3 separate regions of the Mus musculus genome follow, and regions 2 and 3 are each linked to region 1. Evidence: chromatin loops called from intact Hi-C (ENCODE). Cell type or tissue: left cerebral cortex. All regions are shown on one strand.

Evidence for each region. A loop is a pair of places that touch in the nucleus more often than their neighbours do. Peaks named below come from ENCODE experiments on the same cell type or tissue, not always from the same donor. Only the 100,000 strongest peaks of a DNase experiment are listed, where the experiment ranks them.
Region 2: it touches region 1 in a loop (2.5-fold over the local background); 8 of 42 quality-filtered maps call a loop at or near these places.
Region 3: a loop joins it to region 1, with 4 times the contacts of the local background. A loop is called at or near these places in 12 of 42 quality-filtered maps.

The regions. Positions count from the first base shown.
Region 1 is chr7:143,462,500-143,470,499 of GRCm38, forward strand. Gm33663 (a long non-coding RNA gene) reads right to left here and starts at 3,999. Exons shown (of 3, transcript XR_378640.3): 1 at 3,698-3,999; 2 at 3,139-3,184; 3 at 836-2,132. In left cerebral cortex, CTCF peaks have their summits at 1,586 (motif pointing left), 1,786, 4,009 (motif pointing left) and 7,667 (motif pointing left); DNase peaks (open chromatin) are centred at 1,599, 2,536, 2,739, 3,997 and 1 more place; H3K4me3 peaks cover 533 bases.
Region 2 is chr7:142,890,581-142,898,580 of GRCm38, forward strand. Th (tyrosine hydroxylase) reads right to left here. Exons shown (of 13, transcript NM_009377.2): 2 at 7,386-7,610; 3 at 6,348-6,522; 4 at 6,014-6,102; 5 at 5,831-5,898; 6 at 5,449-5,499; 7 at 4,943-5,088; 8 at 4,737-4,872; 9 at 4,509-4,578; 10 at 4,061-4,117; 11 at 3,813-3,908; 12 at 3,428-3,561; 13 at 2,199-2,610. The coding sequence ends at 2,451. Among named protein-coding and RNA genes, the nearest start is that of Th, 5.4 kb to the right of the region's middle. In left cerebral cortex, a CTCF peak has its summit at 4,264 (motif pointing right); a DNase peak (open chromatin) is centred at 4,285.
Region 3 is chr7:143,090,698-143,098,697 of GRCm38, forward strand. Trpm5 (transient receptor potential cation channel, subfamily M, member 5) reads right to left here and starts at 3,945. Exons shown (of 25, transcript NM_020277.2): 1 at 3,869-3,945. In left cerebral cortex, CTCF peaks have their summits at 4,211 (motif pointing right) and 4,410; a DNase peak (open chromatin) is centred at 4,211.

The DNA.
Region 1 (8,000 bases):
CTGTCCCTGTGTCAAAGCCACATGGGCCTCTTCAGAGACCCTGGTCACAGGACCACACTCCACACTTATTTGTGACCACCTGGCCTCCAGGGTCTCCCCAACAGTCCAAATATCCAGGCTGCAGCTGTCGAGGCTAGAGAAGGTCCACCCTGCCCACAACCTAGGCCAAAGCTGCTGAGAGGACTGACTGAACGTGCTCCCTGGGGTGTGGAGCTACTGGGCCCTATTTGTTGGGAGAAGCAGTCTAGACAGCCAGATAGATCATCTGTGCTGCAGGCTGCCTCACTGGGCATCCCTACCCCAGGATGCTTGCATCACTTGCTTTCTCCTTTCATATTCCCGTTTCATCTGCTTGTTTGTCCGTCTCCACACAGGTTAAAGTGAGCCCTCCACAAGTCTGTAACGGTGAAGTTCCATCAATGCTAGCTAGCATCAACAGACCTGGTAAGCACACTGCTTCCAGAAGCAGGGTTAAGTTCCCCATCTAGCCCTCCAACCCAAGGGACCTGTAGGTAAGTAAACATTTGTCTGGCTACAAGAATCGTCTTCTATTTTTGACATTAAAAATACATCCAAAGGAAACAAGAACATTTTTTTTAACTGTGTTGCTGCGGAGAGTTGGGGGATGGAGCGCTGGTCTGGTGCCCTGGCTCATCAGACGCAAGTTTCCTGACTTCTTTCTTGTGTGGTGTGAAGGGGTATAAGCCGTGGGACCTCGACCTTGGACCTGGTTAGCAAATGAGTCTCTCCCGAAATCTTCCCCCATACCCTTGGGCAGAATGGGTACTTCACCTCTTGCCTCTCCCAGAGCTCCCAGAAAGACCACACATCCAAAGACCATTTCTGCCACCAATTGTTGGCGATATTTCTGTGTGCACCCAATTACATTACAGCCATAGGAGCTCTTTTTCTATGTGCCCACCTGACTGGCCGAATGAGGAACAGAATGAGGGCTGTGGCAAGACTCGGGCACAGCCACGCTGCCAGTGATTGGACTACGAGATAAAATTTGAAAGCTGGAGGTGACTCAGTGGTATGGCACTTGAGATACTTCTCAAGTATGAACGCTGGCTCTGGGTTCCATCCCCAGGGCCGAAAACAAACGAATGAATGAATAGATAGATAGATAAATAAATTTTGTGTCCTAAATCGCTAAAATCCACGGCGCAGTTACTGACTGAAGCTAAAACACAACAGTAGGCAGGCGGACACTTCAGCAGTCTGTTGCGAGGAGGAAACGGGCTGCCTATATTAAAACCTTGCTGTGGCTCCTAGGCGATTAAGGCCAGCTTAACCTACACCCTCCAGCTCTTCGAACCAACTCCGAGATTTGATTAGTGAATCGTAACACAGGAAGCCTATTGGCCCCAGCCCTCCTGCCTTTTCATTCTTAGAGGAGCCTGGAGCAGCTAAGTCAGTTTAGTTTCCCAGAACGTCCCCGGATCGCACTCACAACAACCCGCATAGCTGGTCAGCTACGGGGACTCCAAGCACCCCCAAGGAAGCCGGGTGTTCAGGGTCTTCCAGCCCCTGGCCAGAACAGAGTCCGAGTCTAGGAGGCCTGTCCTTGGCTTCATGCTGCCCCCTGGTGGCCGACTTGAACATCACCAGTTTCTTGGCTGCCTCATGCCTCCCTTTCTTGCCTGCGTGGATGGCTCTCCTGGTCATCCCCACCCCTGACCCAGAGCCCCAGGTTCTGGGGCCTTCCCGGAGTAACCAAGTGTAGAGTTGAGACTTGTCTCCCCTCTGGCTCTTAAAGCTGCCTTCTCAGATTCTAAGACCCTGAGCTGTCATATCAGATAAATTAAGGCCTTGAAGAATTTTCCATGAAACCCTGAGCCACATGTCACCCATCCATCAAGGAAGGTGGAGAATGCAGTCCCAGGGTCAGGACTAGAGGGAGAAGGCCGAAGGGCTGGGTGACACACTTTCTTGCCTCTGGAGACTCCTGGAGGGTCATGGACAGAGAACAGTCCTCCCACAGCCCTTCTGGGGTCTCTTCATATGGGTGACAGGGGTCCAGCTGCCTTCCTGATAATGATGCACCTTCAAGAAATCCAAAAGTGTCTCCATCTTGTGCCTACTGTGGGCTCTGACCAGCATCTGATTTGATCCTGCTTTAATCTAACACCCTGGAGAGAGAGAACAGGGCAAAGACAAAGGCTCAGAGAGATTCAGCACCCTGCCTGAGATCACTCAGCAGTCAGAGTCACTGGTCTCTTAACTAACACTTGGACCAAGCCCTGGATGGAGTTTGACTCTGTTTGCGATGGCGGGAGCCCCTGGAATGTCCCCCCCCCCGTAGTCCCCCAAGTCTCCAACTCCTGCCCTGTTGGTTGGACTGGAGGCTCCGAGGGGTGTGTGCGGTTACAGAAGAACCCCGCCGCCCCAGCAGTAAGCAGCTCCCTGCGCGCACTTGGCGGGGCCCCAGGCGGGCGCAGGGCGAACGCCCTCCCGCACCAGTTCCCGCGCTCGGCTCGCCCCGCCCCCAGGACGGGCTGTTCTTGGGGCCGCTGCCAGACACGTCCTCCGCAGGTGCCGGCCTCTCTCCGGTGACGCGGCCACATGCGGCCCAGGCTCCGATTACAGGGCCTGCCTTGTACTCGGGGTCCGGGCTGGGGGTCCTCACTCCCCAGGAATGGGTGGGAGGGGCAGGGCAGGCCCTGCAGAGGGAGACTACGAACAAGGAACAGCCGCAGGCAGGAGCCGCCCCCAGACACGTGCGGCGGCCGCCTCGCCGCCGCCGCCGCGGTTTGGAGGCGGGGAGCCCGCGCCCAGTTGCATGACTTGACTGAGCCCAGGACCCAGTGTTCTAGAAGTCCAAGACCACTGGGCATCCCCGGATCCTGATGGCCGTCTCGGGCATGAGGGAGTCTAAAGGGCTGGTGCGAACCGAATTCAAACACTGGGCCAGCCCCAAGCTCCCAGCCTTCTTCCCTCTTTCCACAGACCGTGTTCAACGCCTGCTCCCCGGGTCCAGCGGCCCACTTCGCCAAGGAAATAAAAACGTAGATCTTTGTACTCCTGCATTCTCTTCCCCCATTCCCCTTTCTTGTTGGTGCTAGCAGGACACACAATCAGAACCTCCTGCCCACGAGGTGCACTCACAGGATCTCTAGGTCCCTCCAAGCCACCTACCTTTGGCCTAGCTTCCAATAGCTACAGTGTCAGGGGAGCCCAGGACCTGCTGAAGAGACTAGAGGATAGTAAGAGCTCACAGAAAGGAGGGTCTTCACCCTGCACGCACACGCGCACACACACACACACACACAGAGAGAGAGAGAGAGAGAGAGAGAGAGAGAGAGAGAGAGAGAGAGAAGAGAGAGAAGAGAGCGCCTCAGGAGTAAAGGGAGTTGCCAAAACTTTATTTTGAGACAGGCTTCTAGTGGACGGACCAGGCTGGCTTCAAACTCAATATGTCGCCAAGGATGGCCTCTTAGTTCTGATCCCTCTGCCTCCATCTCCTATTTGCTGGGTTTCAGATACACATCACCTGCCTGGTTTATGTAGTGCTGGGGACGACGTGTAAGCTAGGCAAGCACTGTAACAACTGAGCTGTGTCCCTAGACCACGAGACTTCTAGAATGGCAGTTGAACCCCTTAGTCCTGAAACATCCCTGCGAAGGAAGCAAGGCCAGAGAGGTGGAGTGACTGCTCAGGATCCCGCCATAAATGGAGTTTGAAAGAATATGCTCACCTGGGTCCTGAATGGTCAGGGCAAGGGGCGCTTCCTCTTTCTTCCTTCACACAGCTCCTACTACCCGCTTCAAGCCAGACCTCCCTGCGTTGTGTTTTAAAGAGAGCAGTTACCAGGCTCGAAGTTGGAACAACAGTGCCTGGAACAGCTCCATCTTCACAGTGTCTCCCCCAGGACCCCGTGCTGGGTGGGGTAAGGGGTCCTTCCCTATCTGGGCTGCTCAAGGCTGAGGCCAGAGTGGCTACCACAAGCTACAGCAGAGAGGCCGCCCGCCGCCCAAGACCAAGGCTGGAGTCATTCTGCCCCCTGGTGGTCAGAGACCACATTACAGTAGGAGTGCGTCACCCACCAGACCCCAACCCGGCTTGTAGAAAGCTGGTGCTGCACACCCACACAGCTGTGGCTCACACCTGAAGGCGACTTGACAGGGGTCTTGCTGTTCTGAGGCTGCATGCCCTCAAGACGATGCTTTTTCCCAATGGAGCCAGTTAGAATTGTTAAAAGCCTTGGTACTTGGGGAACCAGAGCTATGACTCACACCTTAGCCAAACTCGCCATTAGCTGGTGAGCCTGTCTTCTCCTCAGAGGCTGGTAAGTAGTAGGACAAAGGAAAAAAAGGCCAGTTACAGAGGCAAAGAGCTGAAGGTGTCCTGTGTGGTGGCACAAGCCATCAAATTCAGCACTTGGGAAGCAGATAGACACATGTTTGTGTGTTCAAACCCAGCCTGGTCTATATAGTGAGACCTTGGCGGGAGGGAGAAAGAGAGAGAGAAGGAGAGGGAGAAGAAGAGGGAGAGGAAGAGGGAGAGAGCAAAGAAAATGGGTCTGTCTACCATTCCGAGCCTTCCCCATCTCCATCCTTCCTTCCCATCCTCAACCCTCCTTTCTAGCCCCACCTGCTCTCTCACTACACACACACACACACACACACACACACACACACACACACACACCAACCTAGCCTGCCTCCAGTGCTTCTGGCTTGTTTCCCTCCCCTGAATTTGCGGCACAAAACCTCCAGACCTTAGAGCTGGCTAGGTCTGTCCCCCTGTCCCCTGGCACTCCCTTCTTGGGCCTACCTAGGTGACCATGTGTGTGGATATAGGCATGCCTTAAGATTCTAGGCACAGCAGAGAAGGGTTACAGCCCTCAGGACACAGGGGCCCCACAATCAATGGCTCTTCATAGGAAGGAGGCTGTGGGCAGAACCCCAGGTCTGTGAGCACCAAAGCCTTTTCAGCTGGCTGTGGCAGAGAATGGGAGAATGAGAGGGTAGGTTCTGAAGAGGCCACTAGAGCCAGGCAGCGAAGGCCTGAGGTTCCATCCCTGAAGGCTGTCAGAAGTATCCTACCATGCTTGATCGGGGGTGGGGGGGTGGGGGGACAAGCACAGGTGAAGGCTTGGGTAAAGCTGCATTCATTACTGGCTGCCCTTGGGTAAGCATATGGCCCTCTCTGTGCCTCTGCTTTTTTCATTTGTGAAGCTCCTGTAAGGGCTTGAGGACCGAGAAAGAGGCATGTGAACTGTCAAAACAAGCCTCCCCTCCAGGGTGCCTCACTACCTCTTTCCCTTGGTCGCCCCTAACAACGTGGAGAGGAAGGCGCAGACCCTTCCAGGTGACCCCCTCCCACTGTGCTGCAAAGAAAACTGTACATTTCCTTTGATCCCAGGGGTGGGGGTTGGGGTGGCGCTAAGGGAGACTCAGACCACAACAAAAGCACTTGCACCAATAGTCACGTGGGGTCCCCTAATCCGCAGCCTAATTACCAGCTCTGACAACACAGCCCCTCCCCCAACAAGTCAGCAGTGCAATTCCTTCAGTCTCTGCACACACATGCAGACACTTGGTGCTGTATCCCCTACTGGACACTGATCCATGGCCTGTAGAATTTCACCCTTTCTGTCCCAAGTGTTCCCAAGCTATGGTCTCTATGGGCCAATAATTGCATTTAATCTTTGAGAGAATCGAGGAGGCAGAGAGCAGGGTTCACCCCCACATCCTAGATGGGAAAACTGAGGCTAGAGAGGACAAGAGCTTTATCTAAACTTGATCATAGCAGTCCCTATGCTGAGCCCCAACTTGCTCTGCCACCTCCTTGTGTTACCCCAGACTTTTATTTTGAGTGGGATTTTGTTTAGACAGGATCTCCTGTAAAGCTGAGGCTGGTCTCCAACTTACAACTCTATCTTAGCTTCCAGAGTGCTAAAATTGGAGTCAACAACACGCCCAGTTCCCAGCAGGCCGATGCTGAGTCTTAGCTGCTCCTGGATGTCAACCTTAGTGCCCAGGGCACTGAAGAGGACATGGAGGGTTTTGAGCTTGTGCCCGATTGTCTCAAGCCAATGTTCTTCCCTGCATGTTAAAGCAGGGCACGGAGGAGGAGCACCTGCTTTGGAGTAAGCATGCCTAGAAGGGGAGCCCTGCGGTGGGGGGGGGGGGGGTCCAAGCAGGTGGGCAGGGAGAGAAGGAGCCCCAGGAAAGGCCCAGCAAGACTGGAGACAGAAGGGATTTCAAGGTGTTACTCTGTGCCACACTGATAAGACTAAAGGGATCTGCAGGCAGCTGGACAAAGGATAGACCCACTCAGAGGTGCCATATATGACTGTGACAAGCAGAATCCAGGGTAGAACCCATGACTAGGCTATGATAGGCTGCCCTGGTTTGAAATGTTTGTTCCAGAACCAGGGGGAAAAGGAAGACTTCTGTCCTCGGCGATCATTCCCTAGATTGAAGAGTTGTATCTGAGGACCTAGACCAGGGGCAGCAGGGGTCTCAGAAACCCACCCAGCTAACCAAGTGTGATGTACACCTTTAATCCCAGTGCTTCAGAGGCATCAAGCAGGTCTCTGTGAGTTCAAGGCCAGCCTGGTCTACACAGTGAGTTCCAGGCCAGCCAGAACCTCACAGTGGGACCCAGTTTCAAAAGAGAGAGGAAGAGGGTGGAAAGGGAATGAAACCCTGGAAACTACTCTTCATACCAATAATCTCAGCACTCAGGAGGCAGAGACAGGAGGATTGCCTTGACTAGGCTACAGAGTGAGTCCCTGACTCAAAATAAAATAAAATACCAGGGCTGGAGAGATGGCTCAGTGGTTAAGAGCACACACTGCTCTTGCAGAGGTCCTGAGTTTGGTTCCCACATCATGCAGCTCATACCTGTCTAGAACCCAACAGCCAATGACCCTGGCCTCTAGAGGCACTCTCACACATACATGCACACACAAACATACACACACTCACACACACGCACCCCTGACTTAAAATAATAAAATAGATATTTTTTAAATACAAACAAAAAATAAACCCTGTCCCTCTTCACTGGGGTGCAAGGGCAGATCTCTGCCCTCTTGACTCTCCCAAAGATTAAATGAAATTATTGCCACATGGAGACCAAAGCTTGGGAACACTTGGGACGGAGAGGGTGAGAATCCAGATGCAGCGATCAGCATCCAAAAGGGGATTCAGCACTGAGTACCAGAGCTCCCCGACACTGCTCTCTGGTCTGATTAGGAGCCCAACTGAGATACCACAGTGGTCTGTGTCGCTTCCAGAGATAAGAGACAGGAGGGCCCTCCATCCCAGTAAAGCCAAGTGTCACCAAGACAATTATGAGCTTTGCCAGCTCCTACCCTGATGTCTGGTCATCTGGTCTGGCTTGGAAAAATGGGACCAGGCTCTGCAGACTGCACTATCACTCTGCTGCTCAGTAGACACTTTTATAGACTTCTGGGGAAGCCAGAGTCAGTCTCCATTATCAGTGTCAGCCGGACCATATAAACTCCCCAGGATTAGGCCTACAGTGGGGCTTAGTGGGTGATGGGAACCCATACGCCTAGTCTGGATCCCATGCTTTGATTCCTCAAGTCAGTCCCCAGGCTGTTTCCTGGCGCCAACGCCAATCCTTGCAGCCTGAGAAGCTGCAGCTTCCTGAGAGCAGGAGACAGAGAGCTGTAGACCTGGGCGCCGCCTGCTGGCCAAGGTCTGAAGCTTCACCCTCTTTGGCAGAGAAGGAACCTGGAACAAGCCTGAGCTGTTACAACGACCCCGATTCCTGCCCCCTTCTCTGTGCCCACTCCCAACCAAAACCCTGTTATTCCCAAAGACACAGAGGTGATTCCAGACTTCTCAAATGAATTGTGCATCTTAGCATCCTGGAAAACATTACTTCCATTGGAAATGGGGACTGTGGCAGCCTGACAGATTTCAGAAGGGAACGATAACTAGCAACTGAGCTAGAGATGGTTCCTGTGATATTTTGACTACAAGAATGAATTTGCTTTCTGTCCTTGTCTTCAGAGCCTG
Region 2 (8,000 bases), 570 kb before region 1:
AGACTCTCACTGTGGCCTAAAGTCATGGTAGGCTCTGAAAGTGGAATTCCCATCCTCACTCTCACCGAGTCCTAAGGGCTTCTTCCCTGGAGTCTTATTAGAACCTGTATCCTCCTCCAGGGTCTCACAGGGGCCTAAGATCCTCCTTGGATCTCAACAGAGTGTATGGCCTTCGCTGAGTTTCACTATGACCTGAGGCTTTGCAGGGTCTCTCTGGTGCCTAAGGCCTTCCCCAGAGTCTTTTGGGAGCCTAAGGTTTCCCCAGGGTCTCACAGAGGTCTACTATCTTTCTTAGCATCTTACTATGGCCTAAGGCCTTCCATTTGGTTTCACTTGTACCTGTTCCAGAGTCATACTAGGGCTTTAGGTCTTTCTTAGGCATTCAGGGAGGCCAAAGATCTTTCTCAAGTTCTCACTGGAACCTGATTCTTCCCTCAGGTTCTAACTAGGACCTAAGGCCTAACCAAGGGCCTCAAGGGTCCCACTGTGACCTAAAGACATCTTTAGAGTTCCATTGAGGTCTAGCATCTTCCCCAGTGCTCCACGATTGCCTAAGGCCTTCCCCAAGTTTCCACTGGGGCCTAAGGCCTTCTCCAGGACCTTATTGTGGACTAAGGCCTTCTCCTAAGGCCATGGTTCTCAACCTTCCTAATGCTGTGACCCTTTAATACAGTTCCTCATCTTGTGGTGACCCCCAACCATAAAATCATTTTCATTTCTACTTCATAGCTAATTTAACTACTGTTATTAATTACAATGTAAATATCTATGTTTTCCAATGGTCATAGGTGACCCTGATGAAAGGATCATTTGACCAAAAAAGGGATTGCAGCCCACAGGTTGAAATCAGCTGCCCTTTGAGCAGCAGTATACTGAGTCTCAAGGCTTTACAGATTTTCTCAATGGACCTTAAAGCCTTCCTAGAATTTTACCAGAACATGAAACCTTCAATGTCTCATTGGAGCCTAAAGTCTTCTCTGGGGCTTAATAAGGGCCTCAGACCATCCTTCATTCTTAGTGAGACAAAGACATTTTTCAGAGTCTCAGTGGTGCCTAGGTCATTCTCTAGATGTCATGAGAGCCTAAGTCTTTTCTCAGGGTCTCACTGTGGGTAAGGGCTTTCTAGAGTTTCCCTGAGTCCTAAAGCTTTCTTCCATGGTCTAAGGTCAAAGGTCTTCTACCATATCTCTCTAGGTTCTCACTGAACCCTTACTAAAGGTCTCACTAGATTCTTATTGAACCCTTAAGGTCTCACTGGATTTTTAAGTCGTCCTTGGAGCCTGGCATAAGCCAGTATCTTTTCTCAGAATCTCACTGGGGCCTAAGGTGTTCCAAGGACCTCACTGGGGGCTAAGGTCTTTCGAGTGTCTCAAGGATTTCCCAAGATCCTACTCTGGCCTACAATCTTCCCCCATATCTTTGAGAAGGCAAAAGGCCTTCCACAGGATCTCACTATGGATTATGGCCTGACCCTGGACCTCACTGGAAACTAAAACCTTGACAGAGTTTCAATGGCACAAAAGCCCTCCCTACTGTAACAAATTAAGGTCTTCTCTGGGTTTCACTATGACCCAAGACCTTCCCCAGCTTCTTATTGGAACCTAAGACCTTCCAAGGGTCTCTTTGGTGACCAAGGTCTTCCCTGGGGTCTCTTTGGAGTCTAAGGCTTTCCCAAGGTCTCTCTGGGGCCCATGGCCTTCCTTGGGGTCTCACTTAAGTCAAAGATCTTCATTGATTCCCAAGACATTTCACGGGGTTTACTGGGACATAAGCCTTCCCCTGGGACTCATTAGGTGTGGTGTGGGTGGGCTACAGCTCTTGTGTTTTGCCAGCCTTCTTCATCCCTCTGCCTACTTGCTAGGTGCCTATGACTCCTGGGCACAGGGAGAGGGTCTGGTCTACAGGCCTTGTCAGAGGCTATACCCTGTGACTGTCACTCCTTGCCCTGGTCTCCAGCTTTGTGTTGTTAGTCCACACTTCTGGGACAGCTCATCTGGGGCCTTGTTCAACCCTCCAGCACTGTTTGAGAGCTCAGAATTGGCAGGGAGATAAAACCAGTAACTTCTGTCTGGTCTAGAGTGTCCAGGAGACTGAATTGGACGAAAGAGATCAGAGAGAAGCCTCCAAATGAAGCCAGGGCATATACAAGTGCTAGGAGCTATCATTGTGGTGACACAGAGGCCAGGAACACTCCTGGAGACCTTTCCTTCCTTTATTGAGATAATAATCAGGGTAGAATACAGCATGAAGGGCAGGAGGAATGCAGGACCATCCTGGAGCGCATGCAGTAGTAAGATGTGGTTGAGAAGCAGTGGAGGAGGGGGACCAAGAGCAGCCCATCAAAGGGTCCAGCCACACACATGGGAAAGCCTCTGGGCCAGGAAAGGTTGGAGAAGGGGCTGGGAACTTTGGGAAAGGCCCCTGGCACCTGTGGGTGGTACCCTATGCATTTAGCTAATGGCACTCAGTGCTTGGGTCAGGGTGTGCAGCTCATCCTGGACCCCCTCTAAGGAGCGCCGGATGGTGTGAGGACTGTCCAGTACATCAATGGCCAGGGTGTACGGGTCAAACTTCACAGAGAATGGGCGCTGGATACGAGAGGCATAGTTCCTGTGTGTGGGGGGGGGGGGAGCCAGTATGAATCCTTCAATCACAGGAGATTGGATATGGGCATGAGAAAGCAGGCTAGAGTTAGGTAGCTCCAGATAGGATCTGCAATCTCCAAGGGCAATGGGGAAATGGCTTTTCTGAGTTTCCCAGACCCCTAAAGCCCATTCTAGACACCCAGGAGACTAAAGCCTCAGCGATTCTTGTGGGTAGGCCTCTGCAAAGCACCCCGTTTCTCAGCTGGGCTTCTTCCTTCGGGAAGCTCCCCGTGACTGTGTGCCCTAGAGAGTCCCTAAACTGGAGTGGACATGCCAGATGAGCACAGCAGGCTGGGAGAAGTGATAAGCACCAACCTACCAGTCTCCTTTCTCCTCTGCAGACCCCTGTATAACTGTGTCTCCTGCCTTTGGGCTGCCACTCCCTCTATAATCTTTGCCCTCGTGGCAGCTCTTACCTGCCACTCTGCCTCTTTTTCTCTCTTATCTGTCCCCATCCCACTCCAGCCCGTGCTGCTGAGAATGAGAGACTCAGGCTCTGCTGAGGCACAGACAGCTGGCCTGGACCTGACCTTGACTTTGCCTTGACCCTATGCTGCTGGTCTCTCTCTTCTCGGACTTTCTGATGGGAGCAGGGCACTCCATACCCTCACCCCCCAGCCCTGGTCTCCTTTGCTGAGGGGCCAGGAGCAGGGTAATCTCAAGCATGAACTCTTGTTACAAGGGGGTGTTGCTGAGTGTACTAAATGGGCTCTCAAGTGAAGACAAGGCCTGGCTTGCACTGGTGAAGCTGGGCAGGGCTGACTCCTGATGGCTCCACCCACCTGAGCTTGTCCTTGGCATCACTGAAGCTCTCTGACACGAAGTACACCGGCTGGTAGGTTTGATCTTGGTAGGGCTGCACGGCTGCTGTGTCTGGGTCAAAGGCCCGGACCTCGGGCTCCTCTGACAGGGAGTGCTAGAAAGAGGCCACAGGTATCACACCCAAGCAGCGCTCAAGGCAAATGGGTGCCATGGGTGTGGGGCTCCCCCCTCCCGCAGGGTTCTGGGCTACTGTACAGTGGGGTCTGGCCAGAGGCATACACTCTCTAGAACAGCCTGAATCTCAGACCTGAGCCAAGGACCCTTCTGATGAGAGCAGGGCCCTCCACACCCTGATCCTCCAGCCCTGATCTCCTTTGCTGGGGGCTGGGAGCAGGGTAATCTCACCAGGAGCTCTCCATAGGAAGACAGCAGCCCTGCACCGTAAGCCTTCAGCTCCCCATTCTGTTTACACAGCCCAAACTCCACAGTGAACCAGTACACCTGCCAGATAATCATAAGGATCACCTAAAATGCCTGGTGCCGCGCATAGCCCCTCTGTGTGTAGCACCCACAACAGGTAAGGCTGTTCTTGGGGACAGAAAGAAAGGTCTGAACTTCCCCCCCCCCCCCCCCCCAGGGCTCTGAAAACGAACCGTGGAGAGTTTTTCAATTTCTTCATCTGAAGCCCCCAGAGATGCAAGTCCAATGTCCTGTGGGTAGAGAAAGAGGCTAAAGTATGAAAAGACGCTGCTCTGACATTGTGCTTGAGGCAAGGGCACTGGATGCTACTTCTCCAGGGGACCCTGCAACATACACTTCACCACACGCCAAGTCAGCCAAGAGCTCAGGGCCTGCAGTTCCCAGAATTACCAGCAGGTGGCATCAAACCCCACAAAAATCCCTTTCCCCTGGGACTTGTGTTACTAGTTAGTCCCTCCCTGTTACAGAAACAGTCTCTGCTTCGGTGTTTGGCTACCTACAAGTCCCATGAATCCATGAAGACACACTGTCTAGCTGGAGGAGTACCCCAACAAGTAAAACTTTTGAATCTCTGGCTCAACCAAATAACCTCTGGTTTCTGCGTTGAGGCCCTAAACATACCTGGGAGAACTGGGCAAATGTGCGGTCAGCCAACATGGGTACGTGTCCCAGCAGCTCGTGGCAGCAGTCTCTGTGTGAGGCCACGAGAAAAGGAAGATGGAATGGGAAGGCTCTCTGTCCTTCCCCGGAGACAAGGAAACTTTAGCACCTCCACACCTCTGCCATCATTGCACACGGATATTACTGGGCAACAAGTTCAGGGTCCTCTGCCCTAGGCAGCATACTCACGGCTCGGGTGAGTGCATAGGTGAGGAGGCATGACGGATGTACTGTGTGCACTGAAACACACGGAAGGCCAGACTGGCCAGAAAATCACGGGCAGACAGTAGACCGGCCACGGGTCGCAGCTGGAAGCCAGTCCGTTCTGTAAGGGACCTCGCATCAGAAATAGCACAGGGGATGCCCCTCCCTGCCCTACTTCCTCTGCATCTCACCCTTCAAGAAGTGAGACACATCCTCCAGCTGTGGAATGCTGTCCTCTCGGTAGCCACAGTACCGTTCCAGAAGCTGGAAAGCCTCCAGGTGTTCCCGGCAGGCATGGGTAGCATAGAGGCCCTTCAGCGTGGCGTATACCTCCTTCCTGTAGGCCACAGGGGCTTAGGGAATTACTAGCTGCTGGGGTTCTTCTCCCCATGACCACCCCATGGACGCTTTGCCTGCTTCCACCATCCTCCTGAACTGTGGGCCCCCATCAATACATAGGGCATTCCTGTGGTTTGAGGGAACCCAGAGGCTGGGAAAGGGCCGATAGCGACATCTCTGAATGACCTGATTATTTTGGGCCACTGGAAGCCCCTCTTCTAACTGGCTTTAGTCTCTTCTTCTATTGTACCAAAGTTTCCAGAGATGGCCCTCACAGACAGGGATTCTGGGAACCGTCTCCCTGGCTCTTCTCAAGCCCAGCCCTCCCTGCCCAACCCAACCATCAGCAGGGTCTTACCAGGTAGCAATTTCCTCCTTTGTGTATTCCACGTGGGGAATTGGCTCACCCCTGTGGAGGGGATCAGTGGTCAATAGGGCAACCCCCCTCCCGCCATCTCGGAGAGTAGGAAAGATGGGGTGAGAGGCTTCGTTTGAAGCTGTATCAGCTGTTCAGAGGCCTTTGGAGTATGGAGTGGACTGGTTTGGGTACACTGACCCAAACCAGCTGCTTAGCCTCTCTGCCCCAGTCTCCTTAGCTGTGACTAAGAATAATGCCAAGCACAGAGCAGAGACAGACAAGCTGACATGTAAAGCTGTGTGACAGCTAACCAGTCACCTCCTCCCTCCTCTCCTCCTCTCTCTACAGTCTGGGGACTCTGCCCCACAGGCAGGCTCCTTACTGCTTGTATTGGAAGGCAATCTCTGCAATCAGCTTCCGGCGCTGGCGATACGCCTGGTCAGAGAAGCCCTGATGGCCAAGGAACACACATCAGGAGGAAGTTGGGCATTCCCTGCTCCAAAGACCAGGGTCAGTCCCTACCTGTGCCCACCCCACAGGACTCAGCTCTGGGACACAAGCTCACCGGATGGTCCAGGTCCAGGTCAGGGTCAAACTTGGTGACCAGGTGGTGACACTTATCCAACTCTGACACTTTCCTTGGGAACCAGGGAACTTCACAAGCAAGAGAGGCAAAGGGGCCCAGGTAAGCATGGGTCCATAATAAGGTTTGGCCATGCTGGGTCCAGCCTCCCCCAGGGACCTCCTAGAGGGCAGAGTTTACTAGGATTCATGAAAAAAAAGTAGAAGGTAGAGCCAGCGTGGTGGTCCAACTCTGTGGACACTTCAGGGTCGTCCCCCCCGCCCAGCAGGATACTCTGCCTCCCACCCCCAGGCCAGGGACAGAAATCCATCCTCACCCTTGTCCTCTCTGGCACTGCGCACATCGTCAGACACCCGACGCACAGAACTGAGGAGGGCAGCCAGGTCGCCACTGGGCACCTCGAAGCGCACAAAGTACTCCAGGTGGGGGCTTCCTGCCAGTGGCCTCTGGGCAGGCCGGGTCTCTAAGTGGTGGATTTTGGCTTCAAATGTCTTCAGGAGCAAAAGCAGGAAGAGAGAGAAGGAGAGAGACAGATGGGGAAGGAGCAATGGAGAGAGGGTGGAGAAGATGAAGAGAGAGAGATGATGACAGGTAGGGAGAGATGGAGAGACATAATAGTGGGAATGAGGGAGACGGAGGACCCTGGTAGGCACTGTCAGTTGTTTGCTTGTTCGTTTGGTTTTTGTTTGTTCGTTTGGTTTTTGTTTTTACCCTTGCCTATGAATTTTGAAGGTGTCAAAATCCAATAGATTGGATTTTGTCTTGTGTATCCATCCAGGAATCATCACAGCTGTGCCTTTGGTCCCCTTTCTGGACAGTTCTGTTTGTCTAGAAAGCATAGCAGAAGGCGCTATCCCCTAATGGTCTCAATTTGACTTACTGGCCACGCCCAAAGGCCTGGATCACACTCCACCATATCAAGGACACAAGTCTCAGGCCATGACAGGGTAAATAGGAAACTCAGGACTGGTGGACAGGGGTCAACTTCATCTTCACCTTCTGTTGCCCAGCAACAAAACACTTAGGCCAGGCTGTCAATTCTGGGAGCTCACAGGGTTCTGGCTTTAATGTCATTTGAGAGTTTTTCTGGGGCAGGGGAAGGGGGGCAGGTCATTAGCCAAAGCAACAGTGTAATCAGCTGCTTCATTGACCCCTGGGCAGCTGGGTAAGAGGCTGTGTATATATAGCAGTGGGTGTCAGGGAGCTGAGATTAACTGGAGGAGCTGAAAGGTAGTCCCTGAGACCCAGCCTCTGATGGCCTGAGCAGCCATATTTCAGCCCTGGCGGTGGGGGGAGGACACAGACATTCTTACATATCTTATGCATGCTACCCCGGAAGGCCAAGCCAACCCACCTCAAACACTTTCAAAGCCCGAGACAGTGAGGAGGGTTTTGTACCCCTCAAGGAGAAGAGCAGGTTGAGAACAGCATTTCCATCCCTCTCCTCGAATACCACAGCCTCCAATGGGTTCCCAGGTTCCGCGGAGGCTACCGCAGCCGCTGCTGCAGCTGCTGCTGCCTCCCGCTCCTTGCGGGCATCCTCGATGAGACTCTGCCGCCGTCCAATGAACCTTGGGGACTGAGAGTCAAGAGACATGCCTGTATCTCCATGCTGCTGCCTCTGCTGATCCCGCCTCCAGGGCTCTGGTCAAACCACTGGGTGCCATGTAGGAGTGGAGGACTAACATGCTAATCAGTGTTCTGACAGGGCATGGTGGGTAGCTAGGGCTGGAGAGCCATGGCAGAACTGGAAAGCAGGGGCTCCTAGCTGCCATCTTCCCAAGATAGAGGTGCCCTGTCACCTACCTCCCAGGCTTAGACCTAACTGAATTAGTGATAGAGGGCTGTGACTCAGGTTGTTTTTCCTGATGTATGTGAGCAGCGCCCAGAGACTGTAGGAGCACAAAGCCTCAGACCTCATGGGGAGTGAATAGCTTGGGTGGTCCATTCAGGTAGAGAGCACTGTACA
Region 3 (8,000 bases), 370 kb before region 1:
GTATAAATTATGAGGGGACTAATTCTCAGCCTCTTGTGGCTAACCTGGACAGAAGTTGAGTCAAGGTTCTCCCTACACACCGCTGGAGCCAGCATGCTTATAGTGTGACTCCCAAAGACAGTGTATCTCAAAAGATACACCTGATCCCTAGCTCCTGGTACTGTACATTGTGACCTTCTACAGAAGTTCAGGCTTTGCAGATGTGAACTGATGTTTACCTCCGATGAAGGTTCTGCAGATGACTGGCTCATTAGAATGTCTTAGTTATGGAAGCTGAAATGTTACAGATTCTCTAGCTAAATTATCTTGGGCTGTCTTCAGCACACATTTATTACCAACTTCTATTGTCAGAACATCCATCTTCCAGGCAAAAACCTTTAGCCTGTATTCTTAGCAAACCTCAAGGTTCCTTCCACCAGCCCAAATGCCAAAAATGTCATCAGACAGCATCTGAGGCCTATAGCAGAAATTGCTCCCTTAGCTGTAACCTACCTAACCTGGTTATCCCACTAATGTATTTGATAAATGCCTTGACTTACTGTTATCATTTCTGTGACAACAAAAGTTGCAAAGGTTATTGTAACCATGGTCACAGTGCAACACATCCCTTGGGGTCTCATTAGCTACATACAGTTGCTCATACTTAGCTCAGTATAAACTAAGTCTTGTTGCATTTGATGTAGGTGTAACTGGGATATGCTAAGCCATTGGGTGGAGTAGGACATGCTCTTTACCCGAGGCAGGTGTGCGGACAGAAAGGGAGAATTGCAGGTAGGACCCTCAGAGGCAGAAGAGGTAGGAAGGCTCCTCTTTGTGCCTTGTCTGGCTTGGGAAGATGTGGGGCTTCTTGGGGTCTGCTCTAGGTGCTACGCTATGACAGGGGTTTTTGTTTTGTTTTGGTTTGGTTTTTTGTGGCTTCCCTTACCCGATGAACTGCTTAGTTTTTTCTGTCGACTTGACATAAGCTAAGGTCATTTGGGAGGAGGGACATTTTATTGATTAATGATGGCTATGGGAAGATCCAGCTCACTGGAAACAGTACCACCCCTGGACAGGCTGTCCTGAGTTCTATAAGACAATCAAGTCAGGAAACCATGAAGTGCAAGCCAGTACGCAGCATGCCTTTGTGGACTTTGCTTCAGTTCCTGCCTGCACGTTTCTGCCTCCACATTCCTGCCTCTCCCCTGCCCTGGATTCCCTTCATGATGGACTGCATGGTGCAAGTGAAAATTAACCCTTTCCTATCCAAGTTGCTTTTGGCCATGGTATTTATCTCAGTGGCAGAAAGCAGACCTAGGACACCTGGGCTTCACCTTGGCCTCCAGACCAAGAGAGTCATGTCACCCTGATTTTCCAGTGTATGGCCCTATATGAAGGTAGCCACCATGGGTCACTGTGTGGTCACAGGCAAGCCCTCTCCCTTGTATCTGGTTCTTATAGCCAGGCTCAGCTCTTTGATTACTTGGGTCCCCTGCAGCCCATCCTGCCCCAGTTGTGGGAGATGTAAATTCACCTCACCCACACCAGGAGTTCACACCCAGGGCCTGTGGAGGTCAAGATTTGAATAAAGTCCTCCAGCCACAGGAATAAACAGCTGATGGTTTTCCCGTAGGAATCTGGCTAGAGTCACAGGCATGTCCCTGTGTGCTGGAACACGGACCAAAGCTGGGAGGCCTGACCCAACTGAGGTGCACTCCTGAAGTGTTAGGGACAAAAACCCAAATCCAGGAATGGATAGGCTATGGGGCCTTTCCCAGGGCTCTGAGGACAACTTTCAACTCCCAGGGCCTCCAGGCATCCCTTTGTTTAGAGCTATGTGGGCTCAGTCCCTACCTCTGTGGTCAGGGACTTATGCCTGTGTGTGTCTGTACTTTCTTCTTCCTATAAGAACCTCATAACTAGGACAGGACCCCCACCTTCCCTGCATCTCATCTACAAAGACCCCATTTCTAGACAAAGCTACTGTCTTAGGGTCAATGTGAAAAACATGCTGCTAGCAGTAAATCTCACTATTGGGAAGAGAGTTCCCAGTCACATCTGGACTTGTGCTCTGCAATAAGAGAGGTAACTCAAGCTGTATGTGTGCTCTGGCTTGAAGTATGGGAGCCATGCTGTTTGTCCTCAGTCTTTGGACTGGGAATGGGACCTCCTACTCTTCTTCCCACTTAGTTCCCAGTGGGAAAGTCATGGACAGGTTCATTTTGGCTGGGGGAGGAGTACTCTGGGGCTCCTGAGTCTCTGGAGGTTTCTTTTCCAAGGTCTAGGCCCTAGAGAGTGCCTTTCAAGATGGAGTTCAACAACGCACCCCCACTCATGGACAATGGATTAGACCCTGTAGACCAGATCACCTTGCCTTGCTTCAGTATAGACTGGATGGATGGTCCAGACTCCTGGATGCCATGGAAGGTGGAAGAAACACCCAGGAAGCACTAGGCCTTGCTCTCCCCACCAGGCTGAGGTGAAGGGGCATTTGGGCATGTGCCAGCACCAGGCAAATGTGGCCACAAAGAGGGAAGGCATGCAAATAGGATTTGCATGTGCAGGTGTCTAGGTCTAAAATGCCCCCCTTTGTTGGTGGGGTTTTTTTGCGGGGGTGGGGGGAGCTACATGACCCTGATCATTATCCTATGCCTGAATTCTGAAAGACAAAAAACAGATTCTTAATCCCAAGGCAGTGGAGACCTTGGAGGCTCTTACTAGCTGAGACGGTCACAGAAAGAGCCTGAAATAAATGTACTTCTCCGCCCCTAAGATAGGAAGAGCCCAGAGCACGACAGATCTGGCACCCAAATCCTGGGGTCCTGAACGTACTTGTCCCTAAACTCTCTGTGCCAGCTTACAGTGATATGTGGGTAAAACTAAGAAGGTCACTGCATGCATGAATTAGCATGGCACCCCTCATCCCCTTGGTGAAGAGACCTGACATTGCTGACAGAGCAGGACGTAGATACAACTATGAGGAGCTGGGTCCCCACCCCTACACCCCTCCCTCCTGCAGCCCCTGAGCTTGGGCTGAGTTTCCAAGGTGCTGCGGCTGATGTAATCTCCAAGTCTGAGGCTCACAGTTTGGATTGCCCTCCACCCAGACCCTCCCGAACAATGGGTAGCCCTTTCCCTTGCTCATGGCAGACTTGTCCTCATGATGCCATCCCTGATGGAGAACATGAGGTAGAAATGTGGCTAGAACATAGCTCCTGCTTGCCCTTCCTACCTTCTCAGCAGAGGACTGAGCGACTTTCTGGCCCCACTCCTATGCAAGCTGACCCTGGTGTGAGCTTACCTGCCCGTTCCTTCCAGATTCCTGGCATGTAGCTGCTGGTGCTGAGTGTTAGAGGCACTTACCTACTGCAGGCTGTGTTCCTCCCTCGATCCACCCACATGCCACACCCAGCACCTGGCAGCCAATGATGTCTTAGAAAGCTGGGCATGAGTGAACCTAGGGTACCACCCATCCACCAAGGGCTAGATTGGTGCCACTGGTCTGAGAGCACATCCAGGCTGGCCAAGAGCCCACTGTTACATGAAGAGGGGTTACATGAAACATGGGTCCTTTCCTCCCTGGGCTCTGCCTGGCACAGACGATGAGTACGGCCTGGGTGTCTGTACTCTAACATGAGATCAGAGGTCAGATGGGAATTCTGCTTCATTTCTCACCAAGCCTCAGTTTCTCTAGTTGAGGAAACAAGAACTGCCTTAAGGACACATGATCCATGAAAGGGTGTCTGACAAGTGGTCCCAATGATGATAGGCAAGCAGATGAACTGTCTCCTGAGGTCCCAGAAGGTCTGGAGATGTCTGCCCTGATCTGTGGTGTGCCACACTCCTGGAGAATCCTATGGTGTGAGTGAGCTGAGTACTAGCTACTTACCAGTCAGGCAGTCAGTGCCTTGGACTGCATGAGGACTGCCTCCAAATTGAGGCTCAGGGCTGTTGCTCGTGATGCTTCTCATGGCTGTGACACTGGCTTTTTTCCTGTTGATCTATCCAGCTCCTTCAACACGAAGTCCCGGTTTCTCTTCCTGTAGACCGAGATACTCATGCCAAGCTTCCAGGCGGTTGTGAATAACTGGGGAAGACCCTCATGACAGCTCTTGACAGTGTTTCTGTGAGCCCTTCCCCCAGAGACCACAGGATCTGGCTTTCATTACTTTGCCATGAACCCCAGGGGTAGGAGGATAGGGGTTGGGCAGCAGCCAAGGACCCAACATTAGCCACCAGAGGGCGCCAAGATCACAGGCAAAAACAGGACCTGGGTGGGGCAGGGAGAGGGGTCTCCCTCTGGCTTTGTCCTAAGCAAGAGGGCCACAGTTACATCACCATCTGAGCTAGCATGTCCCCTAGCATACCTGTCATGTTACCTTGACATAAGCCATGCCCATTTGATGCCCTTCTAAAATTACAAGCTGGGCTGGGGGCTCAGACCAGCTCTAGCCACTTGAGCCCTGAAGAGCAGGGACTATAAGCCTTGAGTGCTTGAGAGCTGTGGGGTACAGCTCTGGAGGAGGGTACATAGCGGGGGCCTAGGTGGAATGGCCGGATCTCAGTATAGAACAAGGCCAGAGTTCACTGGATTCTAGAAATCTAGCCTAAGTTCATGTCCACCAAGCAATCCAAAGCCTAGCCTTCCTATGTCTGAGGACTAGGTGGAGAATAGGAGTGCTTCCAGAACCCTTCCTTCATCTGCTGCTGCCCCTTTACCTCCATCTTTTGGACACTCGAAGGACTGCACCAAATATTCCCTAACCGTTCTAGGCCAATACCATATTATGGTTCTCCTTACCCACAACCTTTCATGGACCCCTGTGATCCTAATAATCAAACCCAGAAAGGCCCTGACACTTTTTCTTTTGCTCCCTTGGGGCACCACTCCTTGGAGCATCTCCTGCAGGCTTGTCACCACAGGCTCCCATGTCTTTCAAGGACCCCTTCACCCAGGCCCACACCCACACAGGGCACATCCCCTATAGCTCACTTCCCAGGCACCCCAGCAGCGTTGCTCAGTGCTGCTTTGTCATCTGAAATGACCTTTGCTTCCTCATTTGCCCATCAACAGCCACTTCCCCCATAGTTCTGCTGGACCCTGGGCAGCCCCAGCCAACCCCAAGTGCAGAATATGAAAGTATACAGAACATGTGCCCAAAGGCAGTTGTGTGCCTGAGCATGTGCATAGTCATGAGCCATATGAAGGCATAAGTGGGGTCTGGGGAGATAGCCATTTAGTGGGAAGCAGCTTCCAAACCATTCCAGGCCCTGGGCAGATAGACATTGGGCAAGGCTCAATTGCCCGTATGCTCTCATTACGAGCACTGTGATGAGGGGACAGAGAATCAAGGTGCCATGGAGGGATACCTAAATTGCCCTCAACAGCTGCTTCCCTACATTGATCACCATGGCTTGGCTGGTAGCTGTGTCTGTCTCTCTTGTGGTTGCTCTGACTGGTGCCAGGAAGATATTTCCTCTTGGGCAAGGCTGTGTTCCAGAGAGCAAGTCTCCAGCAAGGGCTGCTCCCACCCCAGTTTGTGTCCCCAGGGTAGCAGTTTTCCTTCCCACCACCTACTGTACAGTCTCACTAGCTGCCTTCCATGCCCACCTGCTCAAAAGCCACGTCTAGCATCCATGAGGGCTAGTGTTCTTTGAGGGCCAGTGTTCTTAAGTAGCCTGAACGATCTCTGAGGCTGACACCTAGGTTTGGACTGGAGCAGAAGAGGCCAAAGTCTGGCAGGCCTTCAAGTCTCCCCACCCTGCAGAATTTAACTCAAAGCCTCCCCCACTCCAGCATGCTTTTGGGAGAGAAACTACCTCCTAGGATCAGACACTAGCTCAATGGCCCTGTCCCATTCTGCCCTTAGACTCAATTCTGTCTCTGACTGCCTTCTGTGGAGAGATGCACTCTGCAGGCCCAGAAAGTCTGCATCTCCAGCATTGACACTCAGGGAATCAAGGGCCTTTCCTTCCCACAGCAATTCTAAGGCCACCAATGTTGCTCTCATGACCTTAGTACCCTCTTGGCCCAGGATTTTTTACAACGTGTTGGACTCGTGTCTGTGGTCTCTAAGTTGGAGACAATGGTCTGGGAAGAGAAAGGACAAGAGCATCACAGGCCTTACGCCTGAGCTCTGTCTATTAGTCTGACACTGGACCTGGTGCTATCCCACAGTTGTAGACCAAAGCCAGAGGGGCTGAGGGACCAACTCAGAGTTCCTGCCAGGCCTCTAATGGAAACTAATGGTTTCCTGGACCCATGGCCTGTACTTGTCTTCCATGCACACATCTGTGCCCCCTGTACATGCTGTCTATAGAATGTGTATGCTTCTACATTATGCAGAGCCGTTACAGGACCGGTAGCCAGCCTCAGTGTGGCATCAACTACCAGCCCTGAACCTGTTCCAGGTCCTGTCAGGCAATGAGGACAGTGATCATGATGAGCATTTCCTAGGATTCAATGAGGACATACCAAGGTGAGTATGCTTAGGTTAGCACCCAGGATATCTTGAAAACTGACCACATCCACCCATTCATCAATGACCCATCCACCCAGGCATCTTGTTTTATAGTGTGTGTGTGTGTGTGTGTGTATGCGTGCAGATGCATGCATGCCATATGTCATCCCTTGCCTTGCCCTGTTTGAGACAGGGTCTCTTCTTTGCCATCACATACACTAGACTTTCTGGAACTTGTGCTTCCTGGGATTCTCTTGCCTTCACCTCCCAACTTATTGTAGGAGTATTAAGATCACAGATACACACTATGTATAGTTTTATCTGGGTTCCAGGACTCTGAACTTGTCTGTATGCTTGTGTAGCAAATGTTTTATCACTGAGCCACTGTCCCTGTTCCTATGAAGGCATCTAACTGACACCCACCACCTTCTTTCTGCCTATGTCCCTACCCAGCCAAGCCTCCAGACACATTAATCTGTGTATCATCATCCATCCATCTAAGAGTTCAGCAGCCTTCTCCAGAGGAGCAGAACTCATAGAATATATACATATTAATGAGATTTATAGGGTTGCTTACATGATAGGTACCAAGTAGTCTAACAATGACCATCTACATGCTGCAGAACTAAGACCCAGTGTCTGCAGAGCCCAGGAAGTCAGTCAGCCACCTCAGTAAGCCCAGTCTGGTTCCAATCAGTCTTAGAAGATCCCTGGAGAATCACTGCTGTTCAGTTCATGTTGGAAAACCAAAGTAGCTGGAGTCTGAAGTCAACAGAGGACAGCAACAGCAGTGATGGACACACTTGCTCAGGAGGAAGAAGCAAGGGAAAGTGGCCATTGCTCTTTCCTTGGGACCTCTTTAGACCAGGATTACTTTCTGGTGTGGATCCTCCCCAATCTTAATCCTCTCAGACATGCCCAGAGACAGTTCTCCTAAAGCGATTCTAAATCTTGTCAAGTTGACAATCAAGACTAATCAGGCCATTCACTCACTGATCAATTAATCGATCCATCCATCCGTCCGTCCACCTACTGATCCATCCACCGATTTACCCATTCATCTACCATCCATCTATCTTGCTATACATCTGACTTAGTTAGGGTTTCTATTGCTGTGAAGAGACACTATGACCATGGAAACTCTTATAAAGGAAAACGTTTAATTGGGGCTTCCTTACAGATTCAAAGGTTTAGTTCATTATTGTCATGATAGAATGCATGGTGGCATGCAGGCAGCCATAATGCTGGAGAAGGATATTTGGGTCAGCAGGCATCAGCATCAGGAAGTGACAGAGACACTGGGCTTGGCTTGAACTTCTGAAACATCAAAACCCACCCTCAGTGACATACTTCCTCCAACAAGACCATACCTCCTAATAGTGCTAATTTCTATGAGCCTATAGGGGCTATTTTCATTCTATCTACGTATCAACTCTACTACTTGTCACCATCCATCATCCATCTAATTATCCATCTATCCTTATGTCTACCAACTCATGCCTCTATCTCATTATTACCATCCATCTATCCATTCATCCTCCTGTCCACTAGCTATTCATC